3 separate regions of the Homo sapiens genome follow, and all the other regions are linked to region 2. The links are chromatin loops, found by intact Hi-C in ENCODE. Cell type or tissue: A673. All regions are shown on one strand. Links, peaks and the distances in the headings refer to the core of each region. The heading gives the core; the rest is flanking DNA.

Evidence for each region. Hi-C counts contacts between places; a loop is a spot of excess contacts. Peaks named below come from ENCODE experiments on the same cell type or tissue, not always from the same donor. Only the 100,000 strongest peaks of a DNase experiment are listed, where the experiment ranks them.
Region 1: it touches region 2 in a loop (8-fold over the local background); 16 of 110 quality-filtered maps call a loop at or near these places.
Region 3: it touches region 2 in a loop (13-fold over the local background); 83 of 110 quality-filtered maps call a loop at or near these places.

What each region holds. Positions count from the first base shown.
Region 1 is chr5:52,557,083-52,564,843 of GRCh38, reverse strand. No RefSeq gene overlaps it. Among named protein-coding and RNA genes, the nearest start is that of ITGA1, 230 kb to the left of the region's middle. In A673, for the core only: a CTCF peak has its summit at 4,268 (motif pointing right); a DNase peak (open chromatin) is centred at 4,273.
Region 2 is chr5:50,958,957-50,966,717 of GRCh38, reverse strand. It overlaps LOC124901181 (a long non-coding RNA gene), which reads left to right. Exons shown (of 2, transcript XR_007059131.1): 2 at 586-1,567. Among named protein-coding and RNA genes, the nearest start is that of LINC02106, 7.4 kb to the left of the region's middle. RefSeq lists an enhancer at 3,077-3,614. In A673, for the core only: a CTCF peak has its summit at 3,611 (motif pointing left); a DNase peak (open chromatin) is centred at 3,617; H3K4me3 peaks cover 1,546 bases; H3K27ac peaks cover 485 bases.
Region 3 is chr5:52,654,149-52,661,909 of GRCh38, reverse strand. No RefSeq gene overlaps it. Among named protein-coding and RNA genes, the nearest start is that of ITGA1, 130 kb to the left of the region's middle. In A673, for the core only: a CTCF peak has its summit at 4,535 (motif pointing right); a DNase peak (open chromatin) is centred at 4,559; H3K4me3 peaks cover 700 bases; H3K27ac peaks cover 993 bases.

The sequences.
Region 1 (7,761 bases), core at 3,319-5,818, 1.6 Mb before region 2:
GACAGAAAAAGGAACATTTTCTTTATCACTGCTATTCTGTCCACCAGCCAACTTTTTTTCAGCTTAGTGACCCACAATTGGGTTATGTACACACCCTTTGCACAAATCCTTGGGCAAAATGGAATATTCATGACTACTAAATAGGATTTATTCCTTGGGGCTGATTACATCATCACACAAATGACACTGGGGCTCTCCTAGCAAGAAAGAAGGGAGTAATGCTTTTTGAGTAGTGACAAAGAGTTGCTACCAGATGCTGTGGCCAGCAATTTTTTGGACAAAATATATTCTGTATAATAGGGCTGCCAGGTTATCTTGCTCTGCATTGAGAAGCATAAAGAATGCCACAAATAGAGCTGGCATATATGACTCTTTCCCTGACCTATGGACACCATTTGGCCATGCTAGGACCAGGAGGGCTGCTGCTTTAATGGCTTCAGATGGTGGACTCCATGATCTGCTTTTACTTCTTTACTTCTTTTCTACAGCCACTGTACTCCATGTATTATAACCTGTCTTTTAAAACATTAATTCTTCCCATCAAAACCCTGCCTTCCACCATGAACCCCTATAACCAATGTGATGTCCCAAGATGGGAAACCCAAGTTCTCATAGAAAAGGAGCTAAATTTTGGCAGCTTCTTGTATGTTTTGGGCGAGGGATTTGGGGTTTGTAATATTAAATCCTGTTTCTGCCCTTTACATAGTTCCCTTTGCATCCTGATATTTTCTCTGGCACCATGCACAAGAAACGGTAAGTGACATCCTTGTCTCACCGCATCCCTAGCCTGCCTCTGGTGCTCTGTGCCTGTGCATTTTTCCCTCCACACCAGTAGTCTAGCAAAGAATAGAAACTGCAGGTCACTCTGAGCCAAGTCACAGTTGTGTTTTTATGCCAAGCCTTGAGAGAAGGGTGTTGTGGGTTTCACTTGCCAATGGCAATAGAAATTGATTGCAGGCAGCAGCCAATAACTAGGGAAAAAAAAAAAAAAACTCCACCAAGTAGCTATAGCATTAAGGAATGCTGAAATGTTGATCGCCTGTGGACTTTTCAGCTCTGCTGGAAGTAGCAGGATCAGCAGGAATTTTTTTTTTTTTAATTAAGGGATCTTCTATATACTTATGTCTCTTCTGCTATATTTCATGTTTTGTCTTTAGTTTACAAAGTATGAAGCAGTAAAAATTGCTTTACTGTCACTAAGAATCTGGAATTACTTCATAGAAATTATACCTGCTAACATATACAACTTGTAAAATCACAACACATTTACTTAAACCAGTATATCTTTTTCAGAGCTCCAATAGCCACAGTAATCATTGTTTCTTCCTTAAATTTTTCACCATGGCCATTTGCCCATTGATGCGTTTATTTGTATTTTAAAGTACTCCAATCTCTTTCACCACTTTAGATTGAGTTTTCAGAATGTGATCTTTCCGTTGCTATGTGAATCAGAACATGCTGGTTATATGCAAAGATAATATGAATGGCACAAATATAAAGTTTAGTTTTGCTGTCAGCCTAGCTCCTCTGGAATTGCTAATTTCTCTTGACAATTATGTTACTGACACTTTCTACCCATCAAGGAGGAGTTTCAATCCTAACTAACTCTAAAGTGTCATTCATATCTTTCTGTATATCTTTCTTCATTTAGATATTCCACTCCCCCAACATAGCAAAGTATAATCAAATGGACAGCAGAAATGACTAGATTAAATTTAAAACAAAGCAACGCACAACCACACACAATCATATTAGAAATAGATAATAAAAACAAATTCGGATTTTCTTTATGTTCTCATTTTTGCCATTATTTGTTTAAACATTGTACAACATATCCTGAAATCAGCAAATGTAGTCTGGAGAATCCTACAAGCACTGCATCATTATTTATTATAGCAGTAAATTTAAATAGAAATCAACAACAAAAAAGTAATAAATAAGAGTGTTGTGAATTCTGTACAATTTGTTAATTCACTTCACAGGACTTTTCCACTGTTTTTAATGCAGAGTGAAATTTACTACTGCCACAGTGGAATTGCTAGAGCCTTATAGAAAACAACATATATGCTTAGCTAAAGACTTTTATCTAATAAAGTAATTTGAAATTTTCATTAGATTCTGGTTTCTGTGGCAGCAAATGTATGCAGTGAGGTCATTCTGTCTAGACAAAGTCTATTTAATTTCTTACCCCAAATCAAACAAATTAGTTATCTATAGATCTAGGCTTATTCTACAACATCCAATATGGTTCCTTGCACCTGGGTATTTTGACTCCTACAACGAGATCACACAGCTTTATTTATACCTCATTGCCCTGATGGCCTTCCAGCCCAATTTCTAGTTTATCCAGAAATTTTATTTACTTTTAATAATATAACCTTTGCCAATCAGTTGATAATTTTTGTTTGACAGCTGCGTTGAAGTATTACATTACTTTTGAAAAATAACAATAACGGAATTGAAATATATTTATGAGTTTTTAAATAGATGAAGGTTTTAATGGTGGCAAATATTTATAATTACTAATATTTATTTGGTTAACTAGTGTTTTGATGTAGGCATCTAAGTGTAGTAGAATAATAGTAAGTTGGCTTGCAAAATATCACCTAAAAGGGAATAAAGATTACTGATCATAAGATTTCATAAATTATATAAATCTTTTATTGATTTAATTTACTCACATAAAGTTATATATAAAAATATGCTAGTCTCTGCTAGCATATGGAATTTTTGGTCCTAGCTCTTAGCATGTTTTATTGAGGGCAAGATTTTTGGAATTTTCTGTTTATATGGAAAAATTACAGCAAGGCTTTTGTTCATACACAAAACTGCAGTCGGTAATTTGTCCCCTACTGTGGAAGAGTTTAATTCTGTGGATAAGATTTTCTTAAACTCCATTTCTTAATATGATCAAAAACTAAGTTTTTCTCAAGCAAAAAATGGTTACTTTTTAATTATGAGGATTTTGGCCACATGTTTGTCTTGCCTGAAGTCCACTTAACTGCTTTGTTTGTTGCTGCTTTGAGTTCCGATTGTTGTTGGTATTTCCTAGTATTCTGAAACCCTGGGCTATTTCCGACTAAAATTACAATGTGTAGTTATTAATTTCATCAGATTTGCAAGGTACATCCTTCTAAAAGGGCTTGTACTGTTGAGAAATATAATCAGGTTTCAACATTCTTATGACTTTTAATATACACTGTATTTGGTTGTTTTTTGTCCATCTCAGCAAAAGCGTATACATATATTTAATTTTATTGATCTTATTTTGTTCTGTTTGGCGCCAGATATAATTTATAGTTGTTATGACTGAAGTTTAATATGTTAGGTCATGCATTTTTGTTGGTGTTAGTTTTTCTGGTCAGGGAAGGAAAGGGTGATCAACGGTAGGATCAACTAAGCTTTGTTTGAATTTATCTACTCTTTAAAGACTCTATAGCCTCATTCAATATTAGAGTACTACATTTGGATGATAGTAATGTGCAAGTTTAAACATTATTGTTAAAATGGGTATAAACATAATAAAAATTAAAATATACTCAGAAATTTCCAAAAATCTTGCCTTCAATAAAGCACATTAAGAGCTAGGACCAAAATTTCATATGTTAGCAGAGATTAGTATATTTTCATCTATAATTTTATGTAAATAGATTAAATCAATAAAAGAGCTATATAATTTATGAAATCTTATAATCAGTAATCTTCATTCCTTTTTAGGTATCACTTTTACAATCCAACTGACTGTTATTCTATGATAGTTAGATGCCTATATCAAAACACTTGCTAACCATATGAATGTTAAAAATTATAACTATTTGCCATCATTAAAACATTCATCTATGTAAACTCATATTCTTCCTAATTATAGTAGGTTAAAAGCTTTCCTAATTTTTTGTAATTAAATCAATCATTATTTTTATACTTCAAATTTGTACTTATGTAATTATGACAATTTATAAGGCTACATAAAACCTAAAATATTGATTATAAGATTACTGTTTTAGCTTGTGGGGTTATCATCTAAGCTGGATTTGTATATTGAGATGAATTATACTTTCATTTAGTATGCTGTTAAATAATATTTTGCTAAATAACATTTTAATTTTTGCATCCATTAAATTAAAATAAATATCCTTTTTTTTTTTAGTAACAGGGCATTTGATAATTGAGTGCTATCCCTTTGTTTTCTAAGCAACGTGGTAGTGGTAAGATACAGACAATAGTAGAATGCCTGGAATCAAAAGTGGTATTGTTCACTTATTTATTCCAAAAGAGGGCAGCAAAAGTCTATTTTATATAATCTTCTGCCATGTGCAGATGCCTTCTGGTCAGTGGTTATTTTTGCATGACTCATTCTTATTTTAAAATCAAATATCCCTTTCCTCTACTCAAAATACAAATTGAAAATAAATAACAAAACCAATTTATTGTGAAAAATATTTAGAAGAACATAAAAACAAAACATAATCTTACCTGAAGCAGGTAATTTATCAAAAGAAGAAAATTCTGCCAATTGTCATGGTTTTCTTTGTCTCACTCTTATCAAATGCAATTAAAACTGGAATCAAATTGTTTTAGCCTTCATTTATTCTATGTTCTTATCACTACATAGTCACTGAAAAAATGTTTATCTAATTGTACATAAAGCATCAACACTGTATTTCTGTTATAAAATTATTGCTGATTTTTAAAGAATAATTGTAATTTTAAACAAAATTTTGGCATCAAAAAATGAGGAAACCTTTTGACTGAGAAATCAAATGTGATTTCAGTCAAACTTTAGGTGCATAAGTTACTGCTCTAATGATGGTTAACTTGAAATATGTTTCTGTTTATCTTTATTTTGTTGAGTTTCTCCTTAAAGAAACATTGAACCCTGAACTCACATTAAAAGAAGCATCAGAAGATTGGGCTTCAAAAATTTCTTCCTTTCTTACATACAGTTTTTCAGGCTTCAACTTTTTATGCTTTAGCTATGTGAAAAGTTGTCCTTTCATTTTTTTAATAAAATAATCTTAAAAATATTGAGCATGCAATTAGATGGCTTTCAAATCTTGGAATTGAAACTAATGAGAAGTAGGAGAATGAGGGTTGCAAAATGTCTGAAATGTCAACTATCTTTAAGTTGCTGAAAAACAACATGAATTTATAGTCATTGGCTAGTACTTTCAAGAGGAATGAAGGAAAATAAATAGGGAAAAGAGAGCATATTGTGCTGAAGTAGACTTTCTTCATGACAATGTCATCCTTTGATAATTGATATGGTTTGGCTGTGTCCCCACCCAAATCTCAGCTTGAATTGTATCTCCCAGAATTCCCACGTGTTGTGGGAAGTACCCAGCAGAAGGTAATGGAATCCTGGGGGCTGGTCTTTCCCGTGCTATTCTTGTGATAGTGAATAAGTCTCACAAGATCTGATGGGTTTATCAGGGTTTTCTGCTTTTGCTTCTTCCTCATTTTCTCTTGCCGCTGCCAGGTCAGAAGTGCCTTTCACCTCCTGCCATGATTCTGAGGCCTCCCCAGCCACGTGGAACTGTAAGTCCAATTAAACTTCTTTTTCTACCTGGTCTCAGGTATGTCTTTATCAGCAGTTTGAAAACAAACTAATACAATAATAGTAATGAAATGCCAAATTTCTCACACATTAACTTTCTCTATTTTGATTTAATTTTTTATTTGGTACATTTACAACTTCTGGAACCATCTTATCTTTCATAAGTAACTACATCCTAAGCTTTTTACTTGGTAATGGAAAAAGCAATTCATAGACAACTTCATGCACTAAGTATTGCATGTAAAATGATAGCATGGTATGTAGCACACTGTAAGTACTCTTTATTATTATTATTACTTTATAACTATCATCTTTTCTTATCTGAGCACAGAAACGCACTTTCATAAGTCATCCTGCAGAATGTTTCTTGACAAGCATGTGTTACGTTAACGGGAGATAATGGGATAGGATTACCATGAGCTAGCAGGTGTGTTTGCACAGCCCAATGAATCCATATTTATAGACAACATTTATTGAGCATGTATTATGTGACAGGCACAATGCTAAGTATGTTATGTGTATTATATCACTTAATCCACCCAGGAGGAAACTGAGGTTTAATAGTAGAGTGATTTCTTGTTGTGAGGGAAAAATATTGATCTGCATAACTTTTAGGTGAAAAAGAACTAATTCAATGCAAATAGTGGAGTTGAGAGTTCCCCAGCCTTATCTTTCTATTCTGGCCTGGGTTTTTACTCCACTTGAAGTGCTCAATGCCTTCTCATTTTTCTCACTTTTTTTCTTACAGCTTTCAACCTATGTTCTCAGGAAAAGATCAAAGTGTAGCCCTATACTCTTTAATGTAATTTTAAGTTACTATGTTACTTTTCCAATACTTTGCATTTTAAGACATCTAGTATTGTGGATTGGAAGTTTTGTCATCAGTTAAGGGGCATTCTGATATAAATCAATAGATGGGAGAAATATTGGGTGGTTTGGGGAGGGTTGTGGTGGCAGCAAGCTGGACTTTCAGTATTTTCCAGTCACAACATATGTACAAGTACCCTTAAGACAATAGATAATTGCAGTCCACACAATCAGGCCTAGTAGCCTGGGCTATAGTACATGCTTAATAAATTGTTGAACGGGTAAAAAAATACATATGAAACATTTTACACATATTGACTAATACAACCCACACGATAATCCTGTGAAGTAAATATTGTTCTTATTTTCATTTTGCAGCTGGGAAACCTAAAGCCAAGAGGAGTTAGGAGGCTGCCTAAGGATGGTAGAGGGAATATTACAAATCTTGGCATTCTGGCTCTATAGTCTAATGCTCTTCACCTTTGTTTTCTGTTTCTCACTTTCTGTCTCTTTCTGTTTTCCAGAGTTTCATCCATCCTTGGTATTCTTCACATCTTAATCTCTACTTTCTATGTAAAGGATATCATATTATTCCTTGGTCATGACTACTAATTAAAGTGCACAAATTTAAATTTCTGTATCAACTTGCTATTGTATTTTCAAGCATCTACCAACATCACATGGGTCTCCCAAAACTTCTCAACCCCAGCAAGTCCCAAGCTGAATTTATTATCTTCCCTGCCAAGCTATATTCTTCTTTTTTTCATCATCCACTAACCTATCAAATATTTAAAAAACTTATGGTTGTATGTGGCTCTTAATTCTCCCTAACAGCCTACATCTGTTGAATTGCCAAATCTATCCTTTTAAGGTCTTTACACCTGTCTTTTTCCCTCTCCTTCTCTACTGCTAAAATCATTATTCAAACCTTCATCTTATATCACCTCGATTATCACATGACTCTTTTAATTGCTGTCACTGACACTGTCTTTTCCCACTAATTCTTTTCCATAGTCTGTCACCATTGTTATCCGAAAAATTATTCTCTCATAACTTTACCTGCTTTAAAACAAGCCATCAGCATCATGCCATTACCTACAAGATAATCTTCCTTTTGTGGCATCTAAGACCTTCCACAGAAGTGAGGGGTTCCTTTGTCAGCATCTTCTTCTGCCTCTTCTCCTGCACGTCCTCTCCTCCAGCCCAACACGGTTTCACGCTTCTCTTGGTGTGCTCCTCTTTCACATCCCTGGACCATTGTTCACTCTCTTTCTTGCCTTTCCTGCCTTTGGTTTGCTCTTGTACTCCTAGAAAATTAATTTATCTTTATAGCCCTGCTAAAATTCCATGGATTATTTTCCTAATACCTTCAGGAATAATTACTGACATTCCATGGCATT
Region 2 (7,761 bases), core at 2,057-4,556:
ACCAGGCAGGGAGGTGCATGTTCTCTGTTCATTTCTTTCTCTAATGCGTCTCTCCTCCGGGTCAGAGCGCTAATGACTACCTCGTTCCTACGATTTAGGACGCGGGTGCTTTCACACGAAAGACACGAGGTCCTCTAGTTTTTCCTTCTTCGCTCCTCTAGCTTCTTTTTTACCCTCTTCCTTTCCTTCCTCCCTGGCCCCGAGCCCCCACCCCCTACACACACACACACACACACACACACACACACACACACACCCGTCTCCGAGCTCTGCCTCTCCTTCCCCAGTTTCCACTCCCCTGTAGTTTCCCTCTCCTTCGCCTCCTACTTTCCAGGAGGGATTTCTAATCCCATTCTAGTGCTGCCTGAAGGCACGTTCCGCTTTCCAAAGGCCTTTTTCTGTTCCCTTTCAGGTCATGGATTCAGGAGCCCAGGAATAAACCTAAAGCTTTTTTTCCTAACCGTTCAGATCGAAGGACTTTCGAGGTCCTCCTCAGTTCCACTTTTGCACACCTTAAGCTGCCCCCGTCGACTTGGCAACGTGTCCCGCGGTATTGTTCCTTTCATATTTTCTGTTTCTTAACAGGCAAACGCACATAAGGGTCCCCAGATGCAGCGAATGAACAGGTTTTCCTCGTAAAAATGATGGAGGTGAAGGTGGGGATGGGGGTGCTCTCCTCACTCCGGAATCTGAAGCGGGAGAGAGCTGGATAAACCGCCGAGATGACCTAAGTGGTCTGAGGCGACCAGCAGCGCGTCCACAGTGGAGGACCCAGGCCTCGGCTCAGACATGGCCTGCTCCGCTCTTTCCCTAGGCTCCTCTGCAACATCAGGCAACCAAGGCCTGCGCTCTCCTTTTCCTGAGGAGACTCCCTGGAACCTTCAAGAACCCCCCGACAGCCACCAGGATACCCGGTCTGAATGGTTTCCTACCAAGAAAGACCCCGAAGACCTGCAGTTCTGTCCAGAAACGAGTTTTTAGGGTCACTTGAATTTGAGCTGCTGCGAGGGCGGTGCTTTAGGGAGCAGAGTTCAAAGAGGAATTCCTCAGGACCCTAGGCCAGGTCCGCGTTAAAGGGCGCCTTACAAACCTCCTCTCCCCACACTCCCCCGCAGCCCCTTCCCCAACGTTTAAGGCACCGGATCTTGAGAAGCAAATCTAGTGCCCAGCTTCAAATCCCCGCCTTGGAAAAGTACAAAGAGAAAACTGATTTTTCAAATCCCAAAGCCCTTTCCTTTTAAGCAACTTGGAAAAACTCAGCTATAAACGCTTTCTCCTCTTATGCTAAAATTGAAAACTTATAGATTTTAGATGGAATGAAGAGAAGATATATTCCTTTTCCCTTTAAATAGCCACATTTCAAATTGTGCCAGGCAGCAATTTCTGCGAAAAAGGAGTGGCGGTTGGGATTGTTTGGGAGATGGAGTTTTATTTGTTCCCATTTATTTTGTTTTATTTTTGTTTTATTTTTTTCTTTGAGTTTCTTTGTTATTTTGAGATTCATCTAAGAGACTCAGAATTCCACTCTGAATAAAGCACTTTTTGTTGTTTCAAAATTTCAAACTGACATAAGTGTTGGATCATCAGTTTTCCCTTTGTCTGCCCTAGTTGTAAATAATGGCTTTGAGATTAGCTAATTAAGGGGCATTAATCACTGATAGAAAGGGAATAAATCAAAGCCTTGTTCTAAATTTCAAACTTGCCTGTATAGATGTGCATAGCTACTCTATCTGGAGCAGATAGGTGCTGTTTGAATTACTGTTCTTCAGAGTAAACCAAATCCACTTCGCTTTTAAAAAATGAATATTGTATTTATACAGCCTGGTTGTGCTGTTAAATTAAGTCTCTCTCCATTCTTATTCCGTTTCATAAACAAAGTGTAGAGACGACAGCGATTACGGGTTAAAAGAGCCCAATCTTAGCTTTTGCCTGGCATTATGCTTACCTTTTTGAGGGTGGGGAAGTCAGAAAAGGGAGGAATAAACCCTAAGCGGATACACATGGAAGGGGGATAAACAGATATGTATTGAGGTTTGTTTTTAATCAGAATACACTTTCTGTAGAAAATTTTCAAATCTTGCAGTATTTCAGGTATAATTCGCTAGAATACATTCCCTTAGCCCCCTGTGTAAGACATGAAAAACATTAGGTTCTGGTTTGTGAAAAAGAAAAGCAAGCATTCAGGGCGTGAGTGCGTGCGTGTGCGTGTGCGTGTGTGTGTGTACTGGAAAGAATAAGGCTCCTCTCTTCACTGCCTTTTGCTGCTGCAGTGATGCTCATTGCAGTTCGGCTGGTTCCACGCTCATAGCCCGGCACAGGGTTTGGGAGCTTGGACCATTTCAACACCGACAAAAGAGGCTTTTAAATAAGTACATGCCATAAAACAACAAGCCGGTCCCTGGGAGCAAGTAAAAATTTATTCGTTTCACGTAAAGCCCTCCGAAACAGTAAACACAGAGCAGATAATCCAGAGCCAGGCGGGGGATCTGCATCCTCTCGGCTTCGCGTCGGTGCCCGCGCGTGTGCGCGGCTGTGCGCGCACCTCGGCCTCTGCGGGCACCTCTCCCTCAACCCCCTCCCCAACCTTTGCAAGTGAAGACTTGTGTGTTGGGGTTCCTCACACCCTCCTCCTCCTGTGGGGCCTTGTCTCGGCTTAGCAGAGACTGTCATCTGAGGGCTCGGTTCAAGACTCCTGACTGGGAAATGTGCGGGTCTGGAAGGCAGAGTGGAGTCCCTGGGGCGAACTGGGAGAACTGCCCCTTTCTGCCAGAAAAGCGCCCCAGCCACGGGTTTGCCCCCGCACCGCCCCCCCCCCCCCGCCCCCCCACAACCTCCCAAGAGCTGCTGGTTGGAGAAAACGCCACTTCCCAGTCCCTAAGTCTCCCCACGTGTTGGGTTCCGTCCTTAACTGGACAGTGCTGGCTGCCAAAGGCAGGTGCCAATTCCCCAGAAGCTAAATCCTTCTAATAGCCTCAGCTTGCACACGTCTCTCCCCTCCTTCGGTTGCCGCTGCTTCTCCTTTTTCATTTTTTATTTTTAAAGTCAAGAACCTTATCACTGGTTTTAAGGTACCGTGCCATTAAAAAGAGGCTCGCAGTCTGCGGCGCGAGATCGAGGGGCCCAGGGAGAAAGGGGCCCGGGCGGAGGAGGAGCGGAGGCCAGGGAAGCCACATTTGCATAAAGCTTTGTCTTTCCTGCTTCTTAGGCTGCCGAGGGTTATAACGCTAATTACACAAGATTAATGTGGAGATTGTTCTCTATGGCTCACCAAGATTTATTTGAACAGTGAACTGCTCAAGATCCAAAGCCATAAACCATCCCACCCAGCCGCCGGCCCCCCGACTTTCTCCTTGCGGGAAGTGAAGTTTTTCCAAGTCCAAAGGAGAAAACGGGGAGCTGCCACTGGGTAGGAAGCTCCGAAGAGCTCATCTTGAGGGATATTGTTGTTTACACGAATTATCCGTCGGCCCTCGGATATACAAAGGCAATTCCCTGCCTTTTCTCTTTCTGCCGGCTTCCAAACGAAAGCCTTTTCTGCGGTGTTGTCTCTAAATTTGGGGGATGAGAGGCGGCCAATGAGCAAATCCGGTGCAGGAGCGCCCCCTCGTGGCTTCAAGGGGAAGGGACGCGGTTCTCGGCGTGCCCTCTGAGTTTGAGCGGTCTGATGCTGTCCCTCAGCGGATTAGAGTGGGATAGGGTTGAGTGCTGAGACTGGGAAAGCGGTTCTCAACCGCGGTTCACACTAGTATTCTAACCGAAATAGTAAACACACACACACACACACACACACACACACACACACACACACACACACACGACCACCTTCAGGGATTCTGATATTCTTAGGCAATTTTTTCTTTTCCCAGATAATATAATATGCTATCACTGTAGAGAACCAATATTTGAGAATTTCCTGGTTAGAGTGCAAGTGAAAAAGTTAACTGGCTTAATATTTAACTTTTATATATCATTTGATATTTACTTATTTTACCTAGAAAACCACAGGCCCACCATTATTTCCTGGGCTACTTGGGAGATATTATTTGAAAGATATTTTTTTTCAGGTTATTGGAAAAGTGATTTGAGTTTCAGTATTTGAAATTTTAAGATTTTTAAGACTAGGTTCTTGTTTCCTTCCTTCTTTCCTTGGGGTAAAATATATGTAGTGTTATCAATAATGATAAAAATAGAATTAATATAAAATTATAATTGTGAGGAGGGCAAGTAATAGCAGTCCACCACTCTAAGGTGGACACCAGATTCTTATTGCAGTAAGTTGTTGGTTGACTCACTTTGGACAATTCTTTTAATCAAGCTGTGCCTCAATTTCCTCTTCCACAAATGAAGTGAACCCATTGGATAATTTTAAGTTACCTTCTAGATTTAGTGAATGTGTAAACCTAAAGCACTAGAGAAAACACATGTTACTAAAAAGTTTGCAGATATAGGCTTTATATGTTATATTCATCCTTTCAAAGAGGAATTATTATTATAAATCCAGATTTTTGAAATGTGGCCTTTTCTATAGTCAAGGCATATCCAGAATTTTTTGTCTGGTACCAAAAAAAATCATATAAACATTAGAGAAATATAGCACAAACTTACACTAAAATAAAATTAAGCAACCTATCATTACTGCTCCATTCATCCAACCAGTCCTGCAATTCAGGCATAGTATTTTTGATAGTTTTGCTACTGTCTCCGCAAATGAATTGATATTTAAAAGGGAAGAAAACGCTGAATTTTTCTTCCACTGCACTCCAGCCTGGGCAAAAGAGCTGAATTCCATCTCAAAAAAAAAAAAAAAAGGAATATGAAATTGGAATTCAAATAAAGGTAGGCCTTATTTGTGGTTAGAATGGAGAACTGTGCCCATCACCATCTTTACATCATCTGCTTTACCACTCCAGCTAAGTGGTGAGCAGATACTTGTGATTAACTGCCCTTTGAGGGGCTTCAGCATGAAATATTTGAGACCCTTTCTGGGTTTCAGTTCTCAAGAACCAGATGTGCATCACCGAGACACTTTAGCAGAGGAGGCTGTGATTATTGGTATCAGCAGAAAAATGTGTTTTGGGAAGGCACCAATTAAAGGTGAAGTATCTCAAAGGAAACAGAAAAAAATTGTAAACAGCAACAGAACATGATGTTTTCACTTTGTTAATTCTCATCAAGAATCACAACACAATATAGCACTTAGATGCTCGATGGTTACATCAACACTCATATTAATATCTTTTAGTAAAATAAAGTATCAATCATATGAAAAATACAGTTTTTAATCATAAGCGGTAATTATTTTTAAGGTTACAGAGAGAATGAACATTTCAAAGACACAAGCACTGAAGCTGTTCACATCCCATACCTCATTTATGACAGCAACTTCAGAACTGGCTTATCTGGGCTATGCGTCCCAGCCTTTTGCATTTTTTCCTAGTAAATAAGCACTAGTTTGATTAAGGGACTTGCTTTGAAGTCTTGCTGGTATTTGAGATTTTCACAGTATTCTTGGCAACTTGGTTCCAAAAATGTTGTTTTATGATTACTTAAAAAAAATGTATCTGTGATGTTTAAGCAAAACAATAAGAGTTCATAAATAATTTGCTTTCATTTTATGGTAGTTTACATGATAATGTGACATAAAGAAGAGAATGTGCTTGAGTGTGTACAGGCATGTGTACAGCAATAGTAGTGGTGGTAGCACACACAGGTTGGGGTAACTGACCACTTCATGACACCTGCTATGAGAACTCCACCTCCTGCCACAGACCTGAACCTGGGCAGCCAGATTTTCACTATGCAACCAATCTAACCACCATTACCTCTGCCTTCTCCCTGCCCACAACTGACTGGAAAGGGATGAATCTCTTTTACAAGGATTCGGAGAAATCAAAGTCTCTCTCCCAGCACTTTGGGAGGCTGAGGTGGGCGGATCACCTGAGGTCAGAAGTTCGAGACCAGCTTGGCCAACATAGTGAAACCCTGTCTCTACTAAGAATACGAAAATTAGCTGGGCGTGGTGGCAGGTGCCTGCAGTCCCAGCTACTTGGGAGGCTGAGGCAGGAGAATCACTTGAACCTGGGAGGTGGAGGTTGCAGTGAGCCGAGATTCCCGCCACTGTGCTCCAGCCTGGGCAAAAAAGCTGAACTCCACCAAAAAAAAAAAAGAGAAAGAAAGAAAGAAAGAATGAAAGAAAGAAAGAGGAAGGAAGGAAGGAAATATGAAATTGGAATTCAAATAAGGTTAGACCTTATTTGTGATTAGAATGGAGAACTGTGCCCATCGCCATGTTTACATCATCTGCTATGTGCTATTGTTTAGCATCGGTCCTTGGTCAGACTGAGCTAATCTTCCTAGGCATTTTGTCTCCATCTAAAGATAGAACTTTACGATTAGGAATTTCTGACACTTGCAGATGTTAGTGAGGATGTTTTGGAGACATTTCTCAAAATGTGTCAATGCCTTTGGGAATGTTCTTGAAGAGAGAAAGAAAATAAAATGTATTAAGAAGCAATTTATATGGGGCAAGCATTTCGATACAGTGTCCTACTTAATCCTCACATGGCTTGGTGCTAGGAGTAGTCATCCACGCCCACTTTGCAGTCAGGAAACTGGGAGTCAGGAATTTCATAACTTAAACCACAGCAAAGATTGTTATCCTAGGGCTGAAATGGCATTTGGAGACCAGTGGTTATAATTCCAGAATCTAAAGTTATTCTGCCATGTGTGTTTCTTTCTATCAGTTAGTTATTTTGACTACGTTGGAGGAATATTCAACTCCATCTAATTACTCACTGATCTAGGTGGGCATCAAGTAAAACAGATAATATCACAGCCAAGATGTACAGAAGTAAGTTGCAGTCTTTTTCAAAACCTGATTTACTAAGATCATTGCTTTGGTTTTCTCAGAAACCTAGAAGCTGGTCTTAATGTTGAATTATCTCTGTTATCTGCATATAGGTAGATTCCCCTGGATTATAATTACTCACAGGTAGTCACATTTCCCCTTTTCCAAGAAACTTACCCCTCCAACAAATTAAGACACATCCTTTTCCTTATAGTATTTTCATCCTTCTTATTTTGGGTATTTTTTATCAAAAGATCCAGATGCTCTGTCCTGTCTCATTTGTCCCATGCTATTGTCTCATTCTCAAAGAGCCATTCATGATGAATGAGCCTTTAATGTTTTCTTTACATATATCCTTCTTTCTTTGAAGGATGTTAATATTCTTCCATTAATATTTCTTCTGAGCCAAGAGACAGATAACGTCCAACTGGCATATTTCCATACTGGACTGAATGATAATTTTATAATAAATATTGCATGTCATTTCTTATTATAAAAATCTCTTTTCAGCATGCATGTCCATTTTGTAAGAGGATTAGCTGGGCTTTGCTGTGGGATACTTGAACTTTTGGTAAGCTTTTTCAATCCTTTCATTTAGTGGAAAGGTGATTAAAATGACAGAAAAGCATTTAAACTTAGTTATCATGATCAACCTTCCCAATAGCTTTCTTTTTCTATCACGTGCTTTAGCCAGAGGTAAGAGAGCAATCATCTTTGAGGGCCTTCTCTACCTGCATCCTACGAAAATGAGTTTTCTAGAATTTTCTCAGATATTCCAGTGGAAGTGTTTCTTATAGTATCCTTTGCTGCCACCTGCTGTTCAGCCTACATTTATGAAAGCTGTCAATGCTATCCATTGTTGATGGTGTATTTTCTAACGTAAGGGGTGGGTAAAGATAACAAAACTGATGCAT
Region 3 (7,761 bases), core at 3,319-5,818, 1.7 Mb before region 2:
AATCTACAAAGCATTTTAAGCTTTGAAGTTCCTAGCATTTTTTCCCAAATTTGAACAGACAATAAATCTCCTATTAAAAAGTTTCAGAAATGTGACACATTGTACACCAATATTTGTGGTCTTCTTTCTTTGCTTTAAAAATATAATCCAGGATTATCTGCAACCAAATGGGACAGCAATAAACTGATCCAGGCTGTTAGAAATAGAGTAGAAATCATTTAATCCAAGTAGAAGAGAAAGAAATCCTACCCATATTTTGGGGGTTCTGACATTTTTTTCTTACTTGGATCAGATGAAAAAAGTTGAAATGTCAAAAATCTAATTGAAGAGTTTTATGAGGAGAGAAACTTGTTCAATGACTCCCTTCTTCACAAAGGGAATAGTAAGATAGCAAATGTAATGTGTGTAGAGATGCTGATATCTTAAAGAAGTTTATACTCCAAGCAGATGAGAACAATCTCTCATCCTTTAAGTATTTAATTCACCAATAGTTGTTCTCAAGTTGGGGCCCTAAGAGAGAATGATGGACCCTAGATAGGATGGCTAGATCACCTTCTTGAAATTGGCTCAGTAAATATCGCGTTTTTTTCTAGGGGGTAAAATGTTAAGAATAGTGGAACTGGTTTGCCCCTGGAAGCGGGGACACACCTACATGAGTTTGAGCTTTGTAGAGAGGAAGTCTGCAGCAATGTTTTAGTGTCTCCTTTTATAATAATCTTTCCCAGCTGGCACCCTTTCTGTTAATGATCTCTTCCCACAGTTGTAGAACACAGAGAAGTTAGTCAGAATCCAGCCAGGTAGGCTATGTCCTATTAACCCAGACAATGAAGGTTTACCGATTAATGAAACTACAAATATTAAGAAATATTTCATAATAAAATGGAGGTGAAAAGCTTTGCAATAGGAATGACAAGACTCAGGTTTATCACTAACTTCTTGCTTGCTTTTTGATGTGCTTCCCTTTTGTAATGAATTATCTCAACGCTGTGATGCTCCTGAAAACTAGACTAGTAGAAATCTCCATGATAGATATCAGAATGCAGTTTATCCAAATGCAGAACATGTCCTGTTCCTGTCAATTAGGGAGAAGATAAGATATTTCCTAAAGCCTTTATATTTATTTTGAGAGGCCCAAATCATAGTTTTGTAATCCCTGAGAAGCCACCAGTAACAGATATTTTGAATAAAAGCAGAGTATCAGCCCCTGCAAAAACTAGATCCTAGACAAATTGAATTTTTATAAAACTTAGGCTTTCTCCATTTGTTCTCATTCTGCTGCTAGGTAATCCAGACACTATCTTGTCCTTCAAATTCTCTTCAGCAAAGGCCCAACTAATCTTCACTTATGTGTTAACTGTAGAGGGGTTTTACCTTGCACAAAAATAATCTGCTTTTCAGTAAGGACCTCCTGACAGTCAAAGCATTCCAGCTTTGAAGTGAAATGAGTGAATCTAGAATGTTGGCAATTCAGGGCCTTCAAAGAGAAAGAGTGATATTTCTGAGGACACTTTTGTGTTCCTTGAATGAGGATCCTGTGAATGGCCCCATATTCCATTGAGGCCATTCCAGTCCTATGTGTGCGGTGAAGTAACTTCCTGCCTTGCCTCCAATCTGCCCCAAGCACTGTCAGCATTACAGGGCTGGGCATATAGAGTTTATATTTCTACTTGGAAGGGCCTTGAAAGATCCCTTAAGAGAGCTATTACAGTCTTTTGTACATCTCATTCTTCTTTCAGAGTCTACAGTGAATTAGGAATTGGGGAGCATTCTGTTTCTCCCCTAAGGGTGATTAAGAATCCTCAAGTTTCTTGAGGATATAAAGCTATAACCTTCTTAATGGATAGAAACTTCATAAATCTAATCCTGACTGCTGTCGCATATTACTTCCAAAGTTTTTTTGTTTTGTTTTGTTTTTGAGACGGAGTCTCACTCTGTTGCCCATGCTGGAGTGCAGTGCTGCCATCTCGGCTCATTGCAAACTCCGCCTCCCGGGTTCAAGCAATTCTCCTGCCTCAGCCTCCCAAGTAGCTGGGATTACAAGCATATGCCACAATGCTTGGCTTTTTAAAATTATTTTTATTTTTTATTTTTATTTTTTTATTTTTAGTAGAATCGGGGTTTCCCCATGTTGGCCAAGCTGGTCTTGAACTCTTGACCTCAAGTGATCCACCAGCCTCGGCCTCCCACACTGCTGGGATTACAGGCATAAACCACTGTGCCAGGCCTATTTCCAGAGTCTTCTATGGGTATCCTATTATTTTAGAGAACTTGAATCTACATGGGACTTTTGGATTTGATTCCGTTTGCTTATGTATCTGTTTTATTCAATTGCTATCGTTAGTGGAAGGAGTTAATAACATAATTCGTGAGGAAGAAAGCCTGGTAGAATTTTAACAATAGCAAGAAACAGTGGTGTGCTAATTTGGTCATTGTACATATCCCAGCTTGGTATCTCAATTTTAACAATAGCTCATGTGCTAAGTCATGCATACAGATGTTGAAGATATGACCTCAGGAGATCTTTCAGGCTGTGAAGACTATTATACCTAGTATAGTTTGTTACTGAGTTGCTCACCCCCTCTAGGAAGCAGCTAATTTGTGCAGCACACATGATCTTTTGCTTGTTGTCCAAGAGTACTAGAATACACCTGATTTCTAAGGCAAGCTTTTAACTTGCAGTGCTAGTCTCTAGATATAACTTAAGATATTTAAGAAGTCATAAAATGACTTTTTTTTGCTATAAGATGAAAAATTTTTATCTCGTATATAGTATGAAGAGTTGGACATTCAGTTATGCATTTGAAATATGCAAGAATGAAGGCCACTTAAAAAAATTTGGTCTGTTTTTAAAATATGAAAACAAACTAATAATCTATCTTAGTATGGTATATAGTATTGCATACATCTGAAAATGGTATCATATTTTGCTCAGCTGGAAATTGCCCTGGTGTTCAAAGTGTTTTTCATATAAAAAGATTAAACAATATTTAGACTCATTTTTAAAAATAATTTTAAAACGCTCATTAGGGTATACTTTTCTAACACTAGATTGACTTAAAAACCAAATCTTAGCTTGCAAGAATTAGGGTGTGACCGTATAATTCTTGCTCTTTTTCTTTCAGTAAGAACATACAGTCCTATTGATTCCTTTATTAACTTAAATATTTATTTTATGTTATTCAAACTAATTTAAATGTGAAAAGTATGGATTCCTAATAATGATACGAAAATAGGTCAGAAAGCTCCATCCTTCCTGCTTATATCAGCTTATAGAAGCATGTTCTCTTCAGTTTCTGTAGATCTGTTGTGTGTTAAGGCGCGGGCAAGGGCTAAGGTAGCAATTGTTTCCTACTCCTTGCACAAAATAGGATCTGCACATTGTCAACAGGCTGGAAATAACCAAACAGCAATGATTATGATGAATGGCTTTATCTGACCAATCTTATCTTTTCCAAGCTTAAGCAAGCTTTAAAAAATGGAAATCCTTATTCAGGCTTTGCTCCTTGCCATGATCTAAGGCAGAGGCCTCCAAAACAGTAACCTATAATTGGGGTCTATGAAATGGAGGACTTCCCACAGTAAAGTAATATCTTATTCTGCTTCCTGCATCTGCTGGGAAGTCTTTAGAGTAAATCTAACAAATGTTCACAAGGAACAGTTCCAGAAAATGTTACTTTCTCTTTAAAGGAGATGTGACTGTAATGAGTATCTCTCTCTCTCTCTCTGTCTCTCTCGCTCATCACTTACTGATTTGCTAGAATTAGATGATACAGTAAAATGAGCTCCATGGCATGGAGGTTGGATTACTTATTTTTATAAAATTAGCTTGTTAATAATGTATATTTCTAGTCATGGAATTTCCTACTATGTTCTTTTTGGAACCTTTGTCATTAGTCTGAAGACCTGCTGTATCTGTTCTTTCTTCTGGATATTTTTCAGTGACCTTTGACTAATCAAAAGTAGCATTTTGGCCTGTTCTAGCATTAGGTAATAAAAATGAAACCCTTCTCCCCCCAGTAAGAGAGCAATTGTAACTCTATATTCAATTGCCAAAAATAAATAATACTATTTATTTCTATAGAAAGAACTTGAAAATAATAACATCTATAGTTTTAAATTAGAGGTCCACATATAACAGAATAGTATAACACAAAATGGCATGGAATATTTTAGCACAATAGTAGAAACCAAGAGATGTGAGCTCTATTAGGGTAAATGACTAGTCAATGACTATAAGCCCTTCAACAACGAGGACTTCTGTTATTCTTATCTGTGAAGTTAAAAAATGGGATTGTAGATGTACTAAATTATTTTTATATTATAAAATTACATAATTTACTGTGAGATTTAAGTGGCACATCCCTTTTTGTCCTGTTTTGAGTATTAAATAAGATAGCATATGGAGAGTCCTAATGTGGTGCCTGGGACTCAGGAAAGAATCGATAAATGGCAGTGATATTCCTTATGATTTTGTGAATTACATTTGTCAGTTAAAACATGTTACTTTAACAATAACCACAAGATGGCAGTATTCACCTTCATAGTTAAGTTTTTTTCTATTAAAATGCTGCGGAAGGAGTTGGGTGTATTGTTTTAGCGACTTCCAAGTAGAACAAATGAAATAGTTTTCTCACTTGAAAGGAGAGCAGTTTTAAGATTTTATGTATGTATATACACACACATCAGTTTCCAAGCTGCTAAAGATTACCTATCTTGATACATTTTTCACCTAACCACGTGTCTTCTGAAAAATTCTGAATACATTTTGGTCCCCTTCTATGTGGACTGATGCTTCTTGGATAGTGGATTCTCCTTCAGCCTTCAGGTCTATCTATGAGGATAAAACAGAGAAATAAATTATAGTTCAAATTTTGCACTTTGGCTGGTGAATCCTGGGCATAATTTGAGTAGTATGTGACACAACCTCAAAAGCAAGGTTATTTTTTAAATAACAATTTTATTTTTTAATGAAATGAAGGCTAGCTAGCTAGAAAACATAATCTTAGTTTAAAGAGTCATGAAAGAGGAAATCTGTTTAAAAGATTAAAGCCATTTGAAATGTATAGACGATTATTGAGTAGGGGAAAATGTGTTTTCCTGTGATGGTGTACATTGCACATACTTCATTCCAGTACGATTAGCATGGGAGTGTCAGTTCTTACTAAGAAGAGTTGGAACTCACACATTCATCATCACCGTGTTATTTAAATTGATTTTTTTTTCTATGGTGGATTTCTTTGTGTTTGAAGGGTCCAATTTGGTTCAGAAGGAAACATTTGACAATGAAATATGTAGGAGCCACTTGGCTAGCACATGACATCAGTTAAGTTATACAGAAACTCAAAATTAAAATTCTGATTCTTTCAAATGAAAAATGATCTCAATTTTTGTTTCCTGTGAGAGGTTTTTTGTATAAATTGACCTGTATAGCACCAAAATAGTAAGATGTCTTACAATTAAGTTTGCTCATAGAAAACATTAAAGAAAATGATTTTTATTAAAATAAAGATATACATTTATGCACATTTTTAAAAAGCACTGTAAAAAAATGAAGATCTGTAAATGAAGGAACTCTGGAGTGACACTTGCCCACATTGAGAACATAGAAACACCATTGATACATTTCTTCATATTTATAAAATTACACAAAAGTTATATATGGCGAATGGAGAATAAAACCATACCTTTGTTGGAGTATTCCAAGAGTATATAGAAGTATAGTGTATATTTTATCTATAGCTCCTCATTGCCCTTTTTTAATGAAGGTAAATGATAGACATTAATTATTCTAAGTTGGAAGATGAATTAACTTAGAAAAATAAAAATTGCTTCTAAACTCTGTTAAATTGTTTTGATGCAACCAACTTACTCCCTTTCTTCCTCCCTCCCTCCTTTCCCTCCCTCCCTCCCTCCCTTCCTTCTTTCCTTTTCTCTCTCTTTCCATTTCTTCTTTCTTTCTTTCTTTTCTTTCTTTCTTTCTTTCTTTCTTTCTTTCTTTCTTTCTTTCTTTCTTCCTTCCTTCCTTCCTTCCTTCCTTCTTTCTTCCTTCCTTCCTTCTTTCTTTCCCTTTCTTTCTTTCTTTTTTCTTTCTTCTTTCTTCCTTTCTCTTTCTTTTTAACTCTTTTTCTCCCTTCCTTCCTTCCTTCTTTCCTTCTAAATCAGCCAGCATCATAAGAATTCTGAGAGCTTTCAAAATCTTCAGCTTAGCTCTAATACTAGCTCAACTATAATTATTGTAATTAAAAACAAAAAAGAAAAAGGCAAAGCCACAGATTTAACTGTTGGTAAAAACAACAGCTTGGATGGGAACAGTTTAGATGGGAAGAGAGTGGTAGTGGTCACCATCGAAGTAGGTCAAGAAATCTTATCTGATTCTCTGGTAGTATAAAAATGTAAATTGGTGATATGCTTCAGTAATGCCTTATTTGATATGATAAAGTATTTTAATTTAATTTGATTAAAGTCACTTTAACTCAGCACACACTATGTAGAAGGCTATTCCCTCCAAAAATATATTTTTTTCTTCTTGTACTTGGCTAAAGTATAGTGAATAGATTCCTGGATAAAGAGCCTGGCATTTTGAGTTACTGTTCTGGCATTTACAAAGCCACTCAAATTCTTTGCTAATGTCTTCAGCTTCTTATCTGTACAATAAACATCTTTTGCTAGATAATCTCTGATGTCATGGTCAGAGCTCACGTTCTAGATCACCTAGACCAGTTTATTTTCAAGACTTAGTTCTATATAATTTTAAGATTTTCTCAGAAACCATATAGGGGCTGCCTTTGCCGAAATGGGTATATACTCCTGGCCAAGTTTCAGCCAGAGCAACCTCACCTTTACCTTCACTCATGTTGTACACTAGGATAAGAAGTAAGCTTTTATTTGAAGAAATTCTCTACCTTAAAATGGTTGAGAGCCACTGATCTGGTCTGGATTTTCCTCTCCCCTCATTTTATAGAGGAAAGACAAAGATCCATAGAGGTTAAGTGTTAGGTTTAGGTCACATCGTGTAAGTAAAACTCCACCCAGAACCCAGGTCCTGACCTCCAGGTTACAGCCCTGCACCTCCACTACCCTTCCCTGCATTTTGTTTCTGGTGGAGTTAGGCTGGTACCTCTGTGCATTTCAAGCATGAATCGCCCACTTCTTCAAGAGGTTGTTCAGCCTACTGAAGAATGATATCTTCTTTTCTCTCTTGGCACCAGTATTATGGAAAACAGAAACTTATTCATTCTTCTCCACTCTGTTTTAATGTACTTAGTAACAAATGGCTTCAACAAATTCTGTTAGCTAATTGTTGTTATAGAGAATGGTTCAAAATAATCTGTTTCAAAACCAAATTGCTATTTTCAGCAGATGTCACCTAAGATTTAATAGCTTGAGACCATCCAACCCCATTCAGCAGATCCAATATTATACATAGAGTGCATTTTTGCAAACTAGAATAGAGCACAGTGGGAAGTAACATGGCTCAAAGTAAGACTTGAATGGATGCTTTATTATGGCCATGCTCTAAAGCATAGAACTCCTAGGTCTTGATTGCATATTTGTCAGTGTGTTGGAGCAGACCCAGTGATGAGGTCTGAGGAAATTCTTTGCTCTGCCAATATGGGTTTATTGACCCACCTCTGTGTGGAGGTGTGCTGACCATCTATTCAGCAATAAACCTTGATTAGGCAATTTAGTTACTACAAGAAACCTACTCAGCTGATTGTCAAAGAATATGCATTTGCCCTTAATCAGCAGCTGAGAATGTTT